Regions from separate parts of the Homo sapiens genome. Here region 1 is linked to region 2. The links are chromatin loops, found by intact Hi-C in ENCODE. Cell type or tissue: psoas muscle. All regions are shown on one strand. Each heading gives the region's core, and the rest is flanking DNA. Links, peaks and the distances in the headings are about the cores only.

Region 1 (5,925 bases), core at 279-5,278, 240 kb before region 2:
GAGCCTGGCATTCCACCAACTAGATGTGAGGCATTTCTGAAATCTGAAGTGTGGTCTCTGCCCTGTTTTCTTGTGACCTAATGCACAATTAAAATGAGCACTTGATAGAATGTCCATCTTGAAGAGGGAGGCAGAGGGTATGCAGAAAGCAGGCTGCCTCCAGTGCCCACTGCACACCACCCAGGTATAGGTATAGGAGGCACATGTGTGTCTGAACCCCATTGGTGTCACTGGCAGGTCCTTTGAGAGGTTGCTGGATTTAAATACAGTAACATGTAACACACTCAGCCCAGTTCCAGGTACTCCTTTAATGTCAGCCCAAGTACCTCTCTTCTTAAAATAGAGATATTAACGGGGTGGATCTTAAATTCATTCTCAATTTTAGAGGTGCAGTTAACTCATGCAAGTGAAAGATTCCACTGAGTTTTGGATTGGCAGTATATTTGGCATATCTTTCAAATCTAGCCATCTACTGGTGGAATCCTATTCAAAAATATTTATTGAATACCTGCTAGACAATGGGGATGCAGCTTTGAGTAAGCGAGGCCTTTATTTATTTTCTTCAAGTTTATATTCTAGTCAGGGTGGGAAACCAACTGACATGAAAGTGAAACAGCAGTAAGATTCCATTGGGTGAGGGGTGTCAGAAAAGACTCCTAGGGAGGTGGATTTTAAGCTGTGCAGTAGTCTGCCTCCAAAATCTGTATGTTGAAACCTAATCGCCAATGTGATGGTATTAGAAGATGGGGCCTTTGGGCGTGATTGGGGTCATAAAGGTGGAGCCCTCATGAATGGAAGCAGTGCCCTTACAAAAGAGGCCCCAGAGAGCTGCCTTATTCCCTCTACTAAGTGAGAGGACACCATCTATGAGCCAAAACGTGGGCCTTCCTCAGACACTGAATCTGCTGTGACCTTGAACTTGCTAAGCCTCCAGACTATGAGAAATTTCTGCTGTTTATAAGCCACCCAGTCCTAAGATATTTTGTTATAGCAGCCTGAATGGACTTAAGCTGATAGTGAAAATAGGGATAAAGGGTAAAGATCCAAGTGAAGACCTGAGGAGAGAGATGGGGGTAGGAGAGCGAAAACCAAGATGTCGCAGAAGTGAGCTCAGTGTGGTAGGAATGGAAATCACGGATGCACAGTGAGAATTGGGTGGATGCAGCTCATAAGGCCATCCTTGTAGACCGCGATCAAGAATTTTGATTTTAAATGTTTTGGAAACTGTTGAAGGGTTAAGAGTGGGAGGCAGCATTTGATTTACATTTTAAAATGATTACTCTGGCTGTTGTATACAGAATAGCCTGTGGGCAGGGGAAGAGCTAAGAGATCAGGCCAGAAGTCTTGGTGCTGGGGCTGAAGTCTAGGGTGGGAGCCATGGAGGTGGTGAGGAATAATCAGATTGGGGATAGAATTTGCAGGTAGAACACAGAGATGGATAAGATGTGGGGAGTGCAGGAAGAAGAACAGGATGATTTCTGCTTTTGACCTGGAAAACCAAAAAGATGATGATACTGGTGGATCATTTCAAAGTGGGCGATAAGGGGCCACGAGTGACTCCTTGGAGCCAAGGAGGGTGAGTGTAGGATTCCTTCCTCCCAGATACTGCTGGTTAGGGGGCCAGAGGCTGGGATGCTGAGGGGCCTCTTTGCTGTAGGAGCAGAGTGGGTGGCAGGTTGAGGGAGGGAGGAAGCCACCTGGAGTGAGAGTAATTCAAGCAATCTTTTTTGTGGTTCACTGCAGTGAGAGATGGTCCAGGCAGGGAGTGAGGATATTACCTGGGGGGTAGCCATGGAGAGAGGCAGCAGGAGCCAGAGGCTATGGGATTAACACTGCCATTGTCTGAGAGGACCTCAGGGAGACATTGTCCTCCAGCATCAGCCAAGGGCAGGTGGTATTCCTGACAGAGGGCCAAACCAGTCTTTGGCACCCAGATACAGGGCATTCTGGAGGGCTCCTGCAGTGTACCATGGCTCCCCTGGGCAGCCTCCCAGCTTTCATTCTGGGAGATTAAAAATAAGACTTGGCCAGGCGCGGTGGCTCATGCCTGTAATCCCAACACTTTGGGAGGCCCAGCTGGGCAGATTACCTGAGCTCAGAAGTTCAAGACCAGCCTGGGCAACATGGTGAAACCCCATTTCTACAAAAAATACAAAAATTAGCCAGGCACGGTGCTGCACGCATGTAATCCCAGCTACTCAGGAGGCCAAGGTGGGCGAATCTCTTGAGCCCAGGAGGCAGAGGTTGCAGTGAGCAGAGACTGCGCCATTGCACTCCAGCCTGGGCGACAGAGTAAGATCCTGTCTCAAAATAATAATAATAATAACAACAACTTGTTAATCATGGTTGCTGTGACAAGGAGGGGATATGGTCCCATTGTAGGTTGGTAGTGAGCTATCAACATAATGATATTAAGGGAGATGGACAAGTCATGGTTTGTAGACTGTGGAATATGGGCCTTTACACTCCCTGCTTTGCTGTCTTGAGTGTGGCCTGCAAGGGCCTTCAGCCTGAGAGTCCTTGTGTGGCTATCTGAAACTGAGGACAACCTGCAGGCCCCAGTTGAAAATCACATGACCAACAAGCCTTCATTTTTTTTGCCTAGGGACACAAGGGCATTTTGGGCAGGACAATTATTTCTTTTGTAGGACTGTCCCAAGCATTGCAGGACATGGAGTACAACCCTTAACCTCCTCCACAGAAATGCCAGTAGCACTCCCCCTAGTCATGACAGCCAGAAATAGCCCTGTTTCCAGATACCCCCAGGAGAGCTGTTTGACATTTAGTTGAGGACCCCAAGGCTAAATCCCAAAAAAGACTACCTGCTGAAGAGAGGTAGGAGCAGCCAGGTTTTGTACTGCTCAGCAGAGTAAAAGGAGGAAATAAGGGCTTTTTTTGTTGCTTTGAGGAAGTTTATTTTGATTTTTTATTTTTGCCAGGAGTGGTAGGGTATACAGAAACAGAGACTGATGGTAATACATTATTTCATTTTATTCTCTTGATAATTTTATGGATTAGTAAAAATCTTACCCTATAGGTACAGCTGAGGAAGCAGTTAAGGAAAATGTTTGTATGCAGTGGATTCTGGATCCTCACCTGTGGTTGTAGTCATGGCATTCCAGCCTGTGCCTCAAAAGCATCTAAAGCAGTGGTTCTCAAAGCGTGTCATGCATTCATATCACCTGGTCATTTGCTAGAAATGCAAGTTCATAGGCCCCACCCCAGTCCCAGTGAATCAGAAACTCTGGGGCTGGGGCCCAGCAATCTAGGTTTTGACAAGCCTTAGAATATTCAGATGTCCACCGAAGTTTGACAGCCACTGACCTAGAGAGCTTTGGAAAGGGTGGCCATCTACATTTTTAACAAGTTCTTCCCTTAGTGTTATAGTTTCCTGTTGCTGCTATAACAATTTTCACAAATGGAGTGGCTTAAGACAACACACATGAGGCCGGGCATGGTGGCTCATGCCTGTAATCATAGCACTTTGGGAGGCTGAGGTGGATAGACTGCTTGAGCTCAGGCGTTCAAGACCAGCCTGGGCAGCATGGTGAAACCTCATCTCTGCAAAAAAAAAAAACAAAAAAATTAGCCAGGCGTGGCGGTGCACGCTTGTAGTTCAGCTCCTTGGGGGCTGAGGTAGGAGGGTCACTTGAACCCAGGAGGTTGAGGCTGCAGTGAGCTGAGATTTCACCACTGCACTCCAGCAGCCTGGGTGACAAAGTGAGACTCTGTTTCCAAAAAAAAAAAAAACACACACACACACACACAAACGTATTCTCTTACAGTTCTGGAGTCCACAAATCCAAAATGAGTCTTACAGGGCTAAAATTAACATGTGTATCGGGCTGGTTCCTCTTAGAAAAACCATTTCCTTGCCTTTTTCAGTCTTCTGAACCTGTAGAACCATGAGCTAAATAAGCCTCTTTTCTTTATAAATTACCCTATCTCAGGTATTCTGTTATAGCAGCAGAAAACAGACTAAGAAAAATGTTGTGCTTGTAAGAGATTGGGACACGGACACATACAGAGGGAAGACCATGTGAAGACACATGGAGAACGCTGCCATCTACAAGCCAAGGAGACTGACCTTAGAAGAAATCAATCCCAATCTCACCTTAATGTTGGACTTCTAGCCTCCAGAACTGTGAGAAGATAAGTTTCTCTTGCTTATGGGGAAAACCTATTTCCTTGCCTTTTTCAGCTTCTGGAGGCACCAGCACTTCTTGGCCCATGGCCCCACATCATGTCCCCTTTTCTCTCCCTCTGCTTCTATCATTATATCACTTTCTTCCTCATTTGACCTTCTTGCCTCCTTGTGATTTCATTTAGGTCCCACCCAGGTAATCTAGGATAATCTCCCCATCTCAAGATCCTGGATTTAATCATATTTGAGGTAACATTCCCAGGTTCTGGGAATTAGGATGTAGCTAGGATCTCTTGGGACAGGGGCATTGTTCAGCTTGCCACACTCAGCCCACGTTTTAAAAATTTATGGTCTAGGGGCCGGGCGCGGTGGCTCATGCCTGTAATCCCAGCACTTTGGGAGGCTGAGGCGGGCGGATCACAAGATCCGAAGATTGAGACCATCCTGGCTAACATGGTGAAACCCCGTCTCTACTAAAAATACAAAAAATTAGCCGGGCACGGTGGCAGCCTCCTGTCATCCCAGCTACTTGGGAGACTAAGGCAGGAGAATGGTGTGAAACTGGGAGGCGGAGCTTGCAGTGAGCCGAGATCGCACCACTGCACTCCAGCCTGGGCGACAGAGTGAGACTCCGTCTCAAAAAAAAAAAAAAGAAAGAAATTTATGGTCTAGGCCCTAGAGCAGGTTGCTTAGTTCTGAGGGCACTTTAGAACCACCTGCGGAGCTTTAAAAACAAACTACGCCTTGCCCAACTAATCAGAATCCCTGAGGCCTGGGCTTTGGTATTGAAAGCTAGAGAAGGGGAATGTCCTAGTATCCAGCAGCTGGTTCAGGAGGGTGGGTGGCTCCCACTGTTGCTCCACAGGCAAAGGAGAGCTCTAACAAAGTATGCATTAGGGAGAGTCCTCCTCTAAAAATATCTGGCCATTTCAGCAGGTGAAGTGTGTCTTTAAGAGGGTGTCTGCCCTTTAGACTGATATCTGTACTTCTCAAGGGGCATTTGCTCAAATAAAAACCATGGATGTTTTGAGCGCTTGCATCATCCAAGCTTCTCTGACTAAAATATAGAGTCACTGTATTAGTTCGCTAGGCCTGCTATAACAAAGCACTACAGAATGGGTAGCTTATGCAACAGAAGCATTATCTCCTCACAGCGCTGGAGGTTAGAAGTCCAAGATCAAGGTGAGATCAAGGTGGATTTCTTGTAAGGTCAGTCTGCTTGGCTTGTACATGGCAATGTTCTCCATTTGTCTTCACAGGGTCTTCCCTCTGTATGTGGTTATATCCCAATCTCTTGTAAGGACAACAGTTTTCTTAGTCTGTTTTCTGTTGCTATAACAGAATACCTGAGACAGGGTAATTTATAAAGAGAAGAGGTTTATTTAAAAGAAATGAAAGGGAGACGAGGGAGATAGGAAAAGGAAACAAAAAAGAGACAAACTTTGCTTCATAACAACCCACTCTCACTGGAACTAATCCAACCCAATGAGAGCAAGAACACCCTCCCCTGGGACTGCATGAATCCCTTAATTGGGGTGGATTATTACCATGGCTCATGACTCAAACTCCTCTTAAAGGTACTACCTCCCAGCATCACTATATTTGGGGACCAAGCCTCAACATGAGTTTTGAAGATGACCACATTCAAACCATAACATGAGGTATACTGCATTAGGGCCCATCCCAGTGACCTCATTTGATCTGAATTACCTCTTTAAAAACGGCAAATACAGTCACATTCTGAGGTACTGAGAGTTGGAACTTCAACCTATGAACTTAGG
Region 2 (5,925 bases), core at 604-5,603:
AAAGAGAGGTAATGAGATACAGTGAAAGAGAATGGAGATTCTTTAAATCACAGAGACCTAGGATCAAATCCTGTGATTAGCACTTTTTAGTAATGTAGCCTACTTCATTTCTTTGAGCCCTCGTTTATTTTTCTGAAAATGAGGGTGATCTAAATTACGTCTGGAGTAGTAATAAAGATTAAATCCATGTGATACAGGTAAACTCATGACAATAATAGACATGAAACAAATAGTCTTTCATCTCCCTCCTTTGCTCAAGCATTGCTCTGCTCTTCTCACCTCCTTTCCCTTCCTTTTTCTTTTCTCCTCTTTATTTTGTCTGTACCCAATAGCTTTTCCCAAGCCTTAAAACTATGTATAGGTATATTGTTGCAGCAAAATGCATAAAGGAGACACTCATTATTTGCATCCATTTATATGCTGATATAAATATTTCATCCTCACAAGTTTCAGAGGGAAAGACCACATGCTGGTGATTTGGTGAGAAAGAAGCAACTATTTCTGTGATTTAATTTCAACCTGAGCATTAAAGAGGCACCCTTTCACTACTAGTGGTAACTCCATGCTTCCAAGAACTAATGAGCTGAAGAACTTAGCACTTGTGATGAATTAGTCAAGCAAAAATTATGAAGCGAGTAATCTATAACATTATAGTACATTACAAATGCTGAAATATATTAGTTATTATTTATTATGATTCTTATAGCTCATTTATACTGTACAAAATTCTTCTGTCATTTTATGAAGATGTTACACATATACATAACAAAACTTAGCTAATTAGATACAAAGACTATAGAACCAAATAACTCTTTTCTAAATATTTTCCCTTTAAGGAGGTTTTGCAATCCAGCTTTGCTGTGGTTAGACACTGTTGATGAGAAAACTTTTTTTTTCTTTCTTTTTTTTTTTTAGACAGGGAATCATTCTGTTGCCCAGGCTGTAATGCAGTGGCACAATCATGGTTCATTGCAGCCTCAACCTCTTGGGCTATAGTCGTCCTCCTGCCTCAGTCTTCTGAGTAGCTGGGACTATTTGATGTGCACTCCCATGTGCGGCTAATTTTTGTATTTTTTTTTTTTTGTAGAGATGGGTTTTCAACATGTTGCCTAGGCTGGTCTCGAGCTCCTAGGCTCAAGGTATCCACCTGCCTCAGCCTCTCAAAGTGCTGGGATTACAGGCGTGAGTCAGTGCGCCTGACCTGGATGAGAAAATATTGAGTTGGAAACCCAAAATATGACATAAATAATTGGTATATTTTAGAGCTGGATTTCAACAACTTTTCAACACTGTCATCCTGTAAATGTCTTTCCGTCCTAATCCCATTGCCCATGCACTCAGCAGAAGTGTGTGCCTCTAAGGTGGATGCTGGTATGAAATATCTCAGCTGGGGCAGGCTCTGAAAGGGAGAGATCTGGTTAAAGTGCTCATACCAAACAAAGCTCCTCATGATGCTGGCCTAACTCTCCCAATCCTGCATTTCTCAACAAAACTTTTTGCTCTTCTCTTTCACATAACTCCCGTGGAATAATTTCCATTGAATTGCATGGAAGAGGCTGTTCATGGGGTTAGTCTGGCAGATAAGAGGTCTCCACTGGATTTTTTCATTTTGCAATCAGTTTCATACATATACGTACATACTTTTCTTGGAGTCATAGTTCATTCTCAGGTCTTTTAGAGTTAAATATCTTTCATTTCTTCTTTTAAGGTCTTAATTTCTTGTTTTTCGAGTTTCATGGGAGATATCCAGTCACCAATCCAATCCATATCGGGGAAAAGTACAACAAATGAGTGAAATTTGTAACCAACCTTGGATGATGGAATAAGACATTTGGGAGAACACAGGAGAAGTGGGGAGGTTAAGGAGGGATAGCTCTGTGAAAATTTTGCATTACTCTTGCCTGAGGTCTACTCTTCCTTGTCATGTTGGTGGCTGTTTTGACAATGAGAAATATTTAATGGCAAACTTAGTCTTCTAATTTGAAAATGGAAATCATAACAGTTCTTGCCTCTTAGGGATAGTGTGAGACAAGTGAAATAATCCATGTAAGAGGTATAGTACTATGCTTGCCATTCTTTAAGAGCTCAACAAATATTCACTTTTTACCTATTAGTATCAATCTTAATTCTAAAATTCTATTATTTAATATTTTCCAGTGGTGTTTCTAAATAATATCTAATGACTAGGCTAATACACTATGTGGTTCTTCTAGGGTTCAAGCATCACTGTTAGGTGTGCTGGAATCCTTTCCCGAGTCAGTACTGCTTTCTAGAAGAAAACCGGGGAGATCTATTTGGAATGTATCTAACTCCAAAGAAACCATCAGAGGTAACAGGTAGGAGATATGAAACGACCTTTTAGATATGAACCCTAATTGAATAAAAGTTGCCAAACAACTGTTCCCAAACATCTAAAGAAGAGTTTTAGTCTAAGTGGAATGGCTGGAGAGTATGGGAAGAGTTCTTTCCTACTCTGTCCAAACACAAGCCTCTGTGACATTTATCAAAGAAATGCAGCCCTTTAAATCTGGGTATAAGTCCGAAAGGTGCTTTCCTTGTGAAGCTTCTTTTGTCCTCTGCTTTTAGGACTCTCTGCACACTGCATCCTCTATGTCACCCTCCAGTACATCTGCTCTTACACAAGGGGCCCCACAGGGACTGGCCCACACACCAGCCAGGGCACATGGGCCAACTTTTAACAGCAAAAGGAAATGCTAAATCCTAGAGTAGGGCAGATGAGAAAAATGGCATTCTTCAGAGAGCTGGGATGACTCACATTAAGATCAAGGGCCCTGAAGTAAGACAGACCTGAGTCTGAATCTCAATTCCAACAATAAATTTGTTTATACACTTAAGGCATCATGTATAGTATTGTTAAATAGATACTTTACAAGATTGTAACTAAGAGGAAGCAAAATAATATCTGTAAAGCGTTTCATAGATTGGCCAGCATATAGTAAACATTTAATAATTAGTAGCTATTATTATTTTTCCTTAAATATTTTTTTTCTGGCTTCCTAGCAATCATAAAATTTAGTCTTGTATAGACTCCATGGCTAGGACTTGCAGAATTAAAAATGGTCTGAACAATTTAGACATTGCCTTTTTGTCCTCAAACCAAGGGGTGAATTTTTATTCTAAAATATCCAGATTGTCCATATCACTTAACCAGTTGATTGCTAAGTCTGTATTTCTCTTTTATGCAATTGGGAAACATTAAAAAGTTGAATGTATATACTGTACACATACATGCACACACATAGACTTAAGTACATAAATGTGTATGTACCTTCCATAGCACTTAGCTCATCTGTTCTTTCCTATGACCTTTTCTATAATCCTGTGAAGTAGGTTTTATATTATCCTATTTTATGATTAAAGGAGAAGGGAAGACAGAAAAGCAGCCTGGCTTGGCCAGAGGCCTTGCAATTGATTACGTATAGAGCCAGGGAGTCCTGACCCCTTTTCAGTTTTTCTTCCTCTGTACTGCTGTGATGACTGTGGAAGTGAAGTACTTCTTTGGCTGCCAAGGAAGTCCCAGCTGAAAGGTAACCAAAGGAAAGGAGTATTTGGGAGCAGCATGGCTGAAATCCAGTTAACAGTTAAAATCCCGTTGGGCAATTTCTCGTTAATTGACAACAGGAATTGCTGTCACTGTCCTGTCTAGCCACTTTCAAACGGTGGGGATGTTAGCAAGAGCTCCCAGTGAATGCTTCCTAGGAGAGCAGTGATTGCTTTGGCTAGCTTCTTCTGTAGCAGTTTTCTGGCGGTGAAAAGTCTGTACTAAGACAATTGGAGGTGGTAATCATTTTCTAATAACCACCTCAGGCTTTTGGCACCTAATTCGCTGGCACTGTCTAGGGAAGCTCCTTATGCTAACTCATGCTTCTTGCCATGTCAATCTGCTTATCTAATTTTGCTGGGAAATCTGATATCACCCTTCAAATAGTTCACCTCAGTGGGATCCAGTGTGTGACCTGCAAAGTGCTCAAGGAAGAGTCTGATCAGCTCTGACAAGCAAACAGCAGAAAGAAGTTTTGAAAAAACGGCTACCGTTTTTGCAGCTTTTTCACTGTGGTTCCATGGTGTTTGAAATCAGAATGTAATATTGAGTTAATGACACAAGGAAACACTTGGATGTTCATATTGTCTACTTGGTTTTCATGAACCTCACATGGACTGGCTTCATCCTGTTTCAGAGTCCATTCAACTGTAATTTCCACTCTACTTCCTGTGCAGGCCTTCCTCTGGTTTGTGGGCTGTACATTTCAGCCTGCTCCTTTAAGGGGCCCCCTGAGCTGAAAATGAAAGAGACATTTTGTTGCTTCTGCTACCTGCTTATCGTCCAATCCCAATCTCAGATTTTCTTTTTCTATTTTTTAAACCCGAGTAGCACTTTTCCAACTAGTGTGTAGTTTTTCTTTCAATTCTCTGCTCTTCACAGTAATTAAACAAGAGCTAGCCTCCTTTTCCAAATCTTGTTTTTGTAATACCTTTATTCCCAAAGAGTTATGCTTATAAGAGTAACATAAATGTGTTAAACTTGGTATTGATTTGATGATTTCATAAACCCCAGACTCCTTGAAATTCTGCAGGTTTTTGTGAAAGGACTTGCTTAAAATCTTTGCTAATCTACCTGAATTTTCTTCCAAAGGCAGTTATATACAATGTTTCTTAAAACTAATTCTCCAAATTTGCAATTTGGCAGCATCCTACTGGGACTCTAGAAGGCTGATAAATCATGGAGAGTAGGTATTCATATAGGAACTATGAAAGCTGTATGTAGTAAACACTACTTAAGAAGGCCTTACATTTCATAAAAAGTTGGAGATTTTTGTGGAGACTCATAAAATGCATCCTTTATATCAGTGAAGTTTTTGCTTCTAGGTATATTATACTCACATCGAAACACTCCAGGGATTTTGTTTTCAGCCTGCATATACCACGTATATTTATTATCTGGATAGATAAATTAGACGTATACATTTAAAGGAGTTTGCATCAGCTGCTGCTAGGAAGTTTTTCTTGTGTTAGTTAAGATCCTGTGAAACAACCCTTGACATTTCACTAGCTGCACAGTTTGTAATAAAATCCATTTTAGCCTGAGGTTAAATCATGACTGTGGTCCTCACATCATGGTGGGGGATCCTGGTGGCCAGATTAAAGGAAACTCCACATTCTCATTTCTGACTTCCCTACAACCTTGTATTAAGACCTTAATTGAAAAACTTATTGCCTCTCTCACCAAAATATTTCAAATTTTAATAGTTTCCCCCAATGAAATTACAAGTACTATTTTACTTTTTTCAGTGCCCTTGGAATTTCGAGGCTGGATGGGGGGCTTCAATGTCTGACTCATTAAGTGTTCTATATACAAAGCCCTACATGGTCCCTAGAGCATAGCAGGCATTCAGTGAATGAAATGAATGAATGAAAAGCTAGAGTCACATTTTAGTGACCTAACTGTATATTTTCAGAGTAATGTAGTGCTTAAAAAAGGACAATGATAACACGTTTCTACAAAGAGATGCATGACAGATAACACTTCTCAAGAAGAAGGAATTTAGCTTCTGTCATTTGATCTAGGTTTTCAATTACAGAAGCATTGAGAATTTCCTGTGGCTGGATAAGGGCGAATCTTTAAGGCAAGTTGAAGACCCAGGCTGCCCATGTGGACATCAATACTCCCACAGAGCACTCTTCATGAAGAAAAGTGTGGGCTTGCTGTCTTTTCATCAAAACTCGTAGAATTTGGCTGACTGCCTGGTTTATCCCAGGACATTAGTCAGCCCACAAATCCCGCATTTGTTTATTCAGTCCAGAGCAAGTGAATACTGCCATTTTCTCATCTCCTTTGTTGGCAACACTTTGTTAACCTGAATTGGGTTCTCAACATAAAATGAAGTGACTAATCTTTTGGGGGGT

Evidence for each region. Hi-C counts contacts between places; a loop is a spot of excess contacts. Peaks named below come from ENCODE experiments on the same cell type or tissue, not always from the same donor. Only the 100,000 strongest peaks of a DNase experiment are listed, where the experiment ranks them.
Region 1: it touches region 2 in a loop (4-fold over the local background); 3 of 110 quality-filtered maps call a loop at or near these places.

What each region holds. Positions count from the first base shown.
Region 1 is chr9:21,804,857-21,810,781 of GRCh38, forward strand. The region is part of intron 1 of MTAP (methylthioadenosine phosphorylase); the gene reads left to right. Among named protein-coding and RNA genes, the nearest start is that of MTAP, 5.2 kb to the left of the region's middle. RefSeq lists an enhancer at 281-425 and a cis regulatory region at 353-354. In psoas muscle, for the core only: no CTCF peak of the experiment used is centred there; no DNase peak of the experiment used is centred there.
Region 2 is chr9:22,046,893-22,052,817 of GRCh38, forward strand. It overlaps CDKN2B-AS1 (CDKN2B and CDKN2A antisense cis and trans regulatory RNA 1), which reads left to right. Exons shown (of 19, transcript NR_003529.4): 5 at 1-8; 6 at 2,214-2,336. Among named protein-coding and RNA genes, the nearest start is that of CDKN2B, 41 kb to the left of the region's middle. In psoas muscle, for the core only: no CTCF peak of the experiment used is centred there; a DNase peak (open chromatin) is centred at 2,649.